2 separate regions of the Homo sapiens genome follow, and region 2 is linked to region 1. The links are chromatin loops, found by intact Hi-C in ENCODE. Cell type or tissue: pancreas. All regions are shown on one strand. Each heading gives the region's core, and the rest is flanking DNA. Links, peaks and the distances in the headings are about the cores only.

Region 1 (2,911 bases), core at 109-2,608:
GCCAGGTAATTGAAGGTCATCTCAGCAGGGCACTCCCCCCGCTCAATCGCCTAGAGCCATTCCCCAGTGTGGTGTGACCTTGGGCAAACCCCTTCATGTCTCTAGCCTCTGTGGGCAGCAGTGGTCCTGGTGTCTCCATCATGAGGGAAGTACAGACAGCACTAGGAATGCTGTCTGCACAGAGGTCACTCAGTAGAGGTGTGCTGGCTCTTTCTTCATCACTGACCTCTTCATCCTCCTGCATTTTTCTGGCCACGATGAGCTCCTCTGAAGCCGTCCTTCCAGCACAGAAACTCCAAGTTGCCCTGATTTGTGTTCACAAAGGCACCAGTTTTCAGCAGTTTAGAGGACTGAGTGGTTCTCAAAGTGGTCCAGAGAGCTCTGGGGCCCCGATACACTTTCAAGGCATCTTCAAGGTGAAAACTCTGTTCGTGACAATGTTAACATGTTACTTCTGTCTCATTCTCTCTCAGGGGTATGGCAGCAACTTCCAGCAGGTATGATGATGTCACTGCTCCGACAGCCAATGGGCAGGGGCCATGACGTCACCACTCTGACAGCATGTGTTCCTGGGCTTTAAAAGTTCCTCCAAAGTTGGTTAAGGGATACAGACATACAGTTAGGTAGAAGGAACAAGTGTTATAAGTTAACAATATTTTCTTGTATATTTCAGTATAGCTAAAAGAGATTTGTAATGTTCCCAACAGAAAGAAAAGACACATGTTTAAGGTCTTATATATCCCAGTTACCTTGATTTGATCATTGCACATTGTATATGTGTATCAGAATATCACATGTACCCCCAAAATATGTACAACCTAATATAGATCAATAAAAATAAATAAGCTTTTCATTTTCATTTCAAATACATTAAATACCAATAGGTGTAACTCACCATTTAAAAAAGGTCCTCAGCAATTTTTATTTAATTTATTAAGAGTGAAAAGGGGTCCTGAGACTAAAATTTTGAGACTCGCTGGATTAAATAGAGTTTAAATCCAGGTTCTGTCCCTGAACGTCTACAAGGCCTAGAGGAAATTACTTTAAACATGTGAAGCCTCAGTTTCTCTTCTTAAAAGGAGAGAAAAGGCACCTTCCTCATTGTGTGATGTGGCTCATTACTGAGACAATGCAAACAAAACACACAGACATGTGCCCAGCCCTCCTGCATGGTGGAGCTCTCCTTCCGGGTGGAGGCTGCCAGCTGCCCTGGCTTGCGCTCCAAGGACCAGGGTGCCCATGGACTCTGAAGGGACTCTTAGCAGCTAGCTCCTCAAAGGCTGGCCAACAAGGACAAGCAGAGCCCCTGCCCCAGAGCATTCATCCAGCCTGGCACCCTCCCCAGGCGGGCGCCCGGCCAGCTCCCTGAGTACACATTTTCCTACATGTCTAAGGTGTGAGAAAAGTAACACATTTGTTGTTGATCTTGTTGGAAAAGGCCTGGTTTTAAAGAGCAGTGTGTTTTTAACTTGTTGCGAAGTACATTCTGTAATTCCTGACCAAAATACCAACTGACGTTAAAAAAAACCTCCTTCATGGAAAAAATATTTTGTTTGGAGAGTGATCCTTAAACGCTAGTGGAGGGTGCAATGCCTCCTCCTAAGGCCATTCCAGGAGGGTCAGCCGTCCCCCCAAGAGTGCTGGGACTCAGCCTGGACAGCCTGGCTTCTGCCACAAAAGGCACAGAAGTCAAACATCCAGAGAAAACCACAGGGGAAAAGGAGCTATTCAAGTTGAAAAGAGAATTCAGTGAGGTGGCCAGTTACAAAATAAATATACAAAACTTTGCGGCTTGCCAAGTGCCCCAAAATAGTCGTAACAAAATATATTGGGGGAAAAAAGGCCCCATTCACAATTCAATAAGAAATTAGAAATTCCTAGGAGTAAACTAAACAAGGAAACACATACAGGACCTAAAGTCAGAGGGCTCCAACTATTACCTGAGAAGCACAAATTATTTAGTAAATGGAGAGATATATGTATACATGTCCCTGGATAGGAAGACACAATATTGCAAAAATGTCCATTTTCTGGCAATAAATATTTGAAAAGAAAACCAGAGCAGCAGGGAATGAGATTTGCCTTATCAGATATTAAAGCTAAAAGTCTTTTAAAAATTGAATTCCTGATGCCGGAATGCAGTGGCACAGAATCAGAACTCCACATGCCCACCGGAAGTTATGTAAGCATTTAATATGCGATAAGATGACCTTTCAAATTAGTGTGTAAATCATAGGCGTTTTTCAATAAACAGTTTGGGCAAATGGCCAATCCCTTGAAATGAAATAAAGTTAGCTTTCTGTTTTTCACTCTAGGTGGATTAAAGATTCAAACGTAACATGAAACCATAAAAACACAAGAAGCATATTTCAGTGAATATTTATGTAATCTTGGGGGTAAGGGAGAACTTAATAAATACGAAACCAGAGATTAAAACAATAAGGGAAAAGGTAAATGGGTTTGACCAGAAAAAAATTTAAAGTTTCACTGTGTCAATAAATACGAACCAATCTGTGCATTAAAAATGAACTCTAGTAGGTTTGACTGCAGACATTTTCTACTTCTTGATAATACGGGGCAAGATGAAACTTGCCACGTTCATCCAGGCAGGGAATATTCATCTAGTGATTGTAAAAAAAAGAAAAAAAGAAGAAAAAAAAAAAAGGCTGGGCACAGTGGCTCACACCTGTAATCCCAGCACTTTGGGAGGCCGAGTTGGGTGGATCACCTGAGGTCAGGAGTTCAAGACCAGCCTGACCAACATGGCAAAACCCCATCTCTACTAAAAAATACAAAAATTAGCCGGGCGTGGTGGCAGGCACCTGTAATCTCAGCTACTCGGCAGGCTGAGGCAGGAGAATCGCTTGAGCCCAGGAGGTGGAGGTTGCGGTGAGCCGAGATCGCACCACTG
Region 2 (2,911 bases), core at 412-2,911, 82 kb after region 1:
CTCCCAAACATGCTTCCACGTCCCCAGGGAGGAAGCATAGGCGAGGCCCAGCCCATGTGTCCAGAGACATCTGTGAATGAAGCTAGTCCCACTGGTTGGGGAAGCAGCATTTTCAGGATGTGACCTCTCGAATCCGGCCTCTGGGTTCAAATCCCATTCACAAAGCAGAGTGACCTTGGGCAAGTACCTGGCCAGTCGGAGCCCTAGTGTCCTGTGATGTAAGTTGGGAGTGATGGTGGTACTTACCCTGTGGGGCTGTGGGCCCAAAGGGAGCCGCTGCCTGGCCCCTAGACCGCACTCATCCTTCCTCGCCAGCCCCTCAATCCCCACCCTTGTCAGACTGGATGGGGAGACCCAGCTGGCAGCACAGGCCAGTGAAGCCTTACCTGGCCATCAGGAAACTGGACACCAGTTGGCTTCCGGCTTCAGGAACCAGGAGGACCAAGGAAGCCTCCAGGCAACTGTGCCAGCTCTGGGCCTGCACCCGCCTGCCCCTCCCTCCCCTCCCTCATCTACCTTCTGTTAATGGTGGAAAATGGCCCTGCTGCACACCCAAGTAAGCAGACATGAGTGGCTGTGCTCACTGCCCAGGCCTGTCACTCGCTATACTGACCTCCAGCCGCAGCCTGGCCAGGTGCAGGCGAAGGGCTTCTCACCCGTGTGCCGGCGCAGGTGGGCCTTGAGGTGGCTGCTTTTGGTGTACATCTTGCTGCAGCCAGGGAAAGTACATTTGTGCATTTTGATGAGTTCTGCGGCTGGGTTCTTGGGGAACTTCTGGCCCATGAGGAGACCGGCAGGGCCAGGCCCCAGGGGTCCCGATCCAACAGGCTTGGCGGCAATGGGCACAGGGGCAATGCGCACAAACTTGGAGGGCAGGTTCAAGTTGGAGGAGGGTACCACCTGGGGCACGAGTGCGAAGGTCTGCCCCTGGATGTTGACCAGGAGCTGGGCAACCTTGACATTCTCTGGGGCTTGCCCAGGGGAGGCAGGCCCTGTGCCCGATTCCTGCTTCACAGGCACGGGCTGGATCTGCAGCAACACTGGGATGGGGCCATCAGGCGTGGGGCCCCCACCTGGGCCCTGGGCACCTCCTGCACTGGCACCACCTGGTGGAGGGGAACAGCGCTCTCTCCCGCTGGACCCAGGATGGAGGTGGCTCTTGTGTGGCCCAGCTGAGAGCTGGCTGCAGGCATCCAAGTCCTTGCTGTTGCCCTCAGGGACCTCCTTGACTCCAGGCTCCATGTTCTCCTCCAGAAACTCTTCAATCTCCTCCAGGGTAGGCTGGAAGGGCCGTGGGACGTCATCAGGATCACCCAAAGGAAACTCGGGCAAGCAGAAATGCTCCCCCTTCACAGGGGCCGCTGCCCTTCGCCAGGGCCCCCAGGCCACGGGGCCACTGCTGGCCCCAATGCTACTGCCGCTGCCCCCGCCACTGCCCAGCGTGGCCTGGGACAATAGGAAGTCCAAGATGCTGTCCTGGCTCTCGGTGCCCAGGCCTCCACCATAGCAGGAGCAGAGGGCTTGAGAGTCGGGACTGGAACAGGAGCAGGGGCTGGAGGCATCGCTGTCATCTTCAGAGACGGGTGAGGGCAGCATGTGATATGCCCGCCGGCCAACCAGCCTATCACCCAGATACCCAACTGGGCATTTTGGCGACGAGAAGTTCTCGTCCACTGGAAGTAAGTGGTCCACCATGCTGGCCTGGCCGTGCCGGTGGCGGCTGCAGGAAAGGAACACAGGAGGCCTGGTCAGAAGGACAGTGCTCACCTGCCACCTCGCAGGCCTCTGACCCCACCCTCAGCTGCCTGCCCACAGCCTCCTATTGCCAAACGCCTGGATCCTGCTTCCATCCCCCAGGAGAGCTGTGCCTGCAAGAGTGTTTTCTGAAATTGCACCACCTGTTTGCAAAAGAGACCTCTCCAAGCCCATTGCATAACCAGGGGCACTTCTGGTTTCAAACAGATTTTCCAGAATTATCCTGGAAAATAGCACATATGTCTGTGAACAACTGAGTATGGGTGAGTATGAGAGAAGGGCATGCGCGAGGAGGCTCTCTGGACCCCAGGAGGGCCAAAGCCCTGAATCAGCCCACCGTCAACATCATAGGAGTCACTGTACATCTGAGGACTCCTGACCTCAGCTTCACGCCTGTTGAGTCACAGAATGGGGGTAGAACAGCCATTTGCCCTCTGACCCTCATGTTGCTGAGGCTTCCAGAGGGTTGCCAGATTACGCAAATAAAAATACAAGCCAACAGTTACATTCGAATTTCAGATTTAAAAAATAAACTATTTTTAATATAAGTATGTTCCCAATATTGGATAGGACACACTTACATTTAAAAATTATTTCACCTGAGATTCAAATTTAACTAGGCCGCCTGCATTTTAACTGGGCAAGTGTAGCATGTAGGCAAAACAGTCAAAGACCAAAAAGTGCCTGCCTGCGCAGCTGTTTCCCCACCTAAAGCTCCTCCACTCTCCAGTCCTCAAACCCCTCTGAGCCTTGACTGCCCTGTGAGTGGCACAGGCTTGAACGCAACCCTCTCACCTGCACCCTGATGCTTGAGCATCCTGGTGGCCAAGGCCCTGCCCCTCTGGTGATAATCCGTGGAGTGGAAGCAGACCACTGGGGTCCCAGAGCACCCGCATGTGCCTAACTGCCTTGGACTTCACACCCATCTAGTGGGAAAGGAGACAACCACCCCCCCAGCCCATCCTGACCAATAAGGAAGTGGAGTCCCCTGCACTCTCTGCCATTGCTCTCTCCATCTGGGACACTCACCGCCTTGCGAAGGTTCAGCTAATGCCTGTCTCCCCCTGAGACAGTGCACTCCATGTCTCTGCTGCGTCCCCAGTGCCTGGACTGGCCGCTGGTGCCCAGCAGGGGCTCAGAGAACTTTGATAGAGAG

The links. Peaks named below come from ENCODE experiments on the same cell type or tissue, not always from the same donor. Only the 100,000 strongest peaks of a DNase experiment are listed, where the experiment ranks them.
Region 2: it touches region 1 in a loop (2.7-fold over the local background); 65 of 110 quality-filtered maps call a loop at or near these places.

What each region holds. Positions count from the first base shown.
Region 1 is chr3:126,269,041-126,271,951 of GRCh38, forward strand. No RefSeq gene overlaps it. Among named protein-coding and RNA genes, the nearest start is that of KLF15, 87 kb to the right of the region's middle. In pancreas, for the core only: no CTCF peak of the experiment used is centred there; a DNase peak (open chromatin) is centred at 1,281; H3K27ac peaks cover 2,500 bases.
Region 2 is chr3:126,351,228-126,354,138 of GRCh38, forward strand. It overlaps KLF15 (KLF transcription factor 15), which reads right to left. Exons shown (of 3, transcript NM_014079.4): 2 at 614-1,720. The coding sequence starts at 1,695. Among named protein-coding and RNA genes, the nearest start is that of KLF15, 4.7 kb to the right of the region's middle. In pancreas, for the core only: no CTCF peak of the experiment used is centred there; DNase peaks (open chromatin) are centred at 714, 1,394 and 1,694; H3K4me3 peaks cover 138 bases.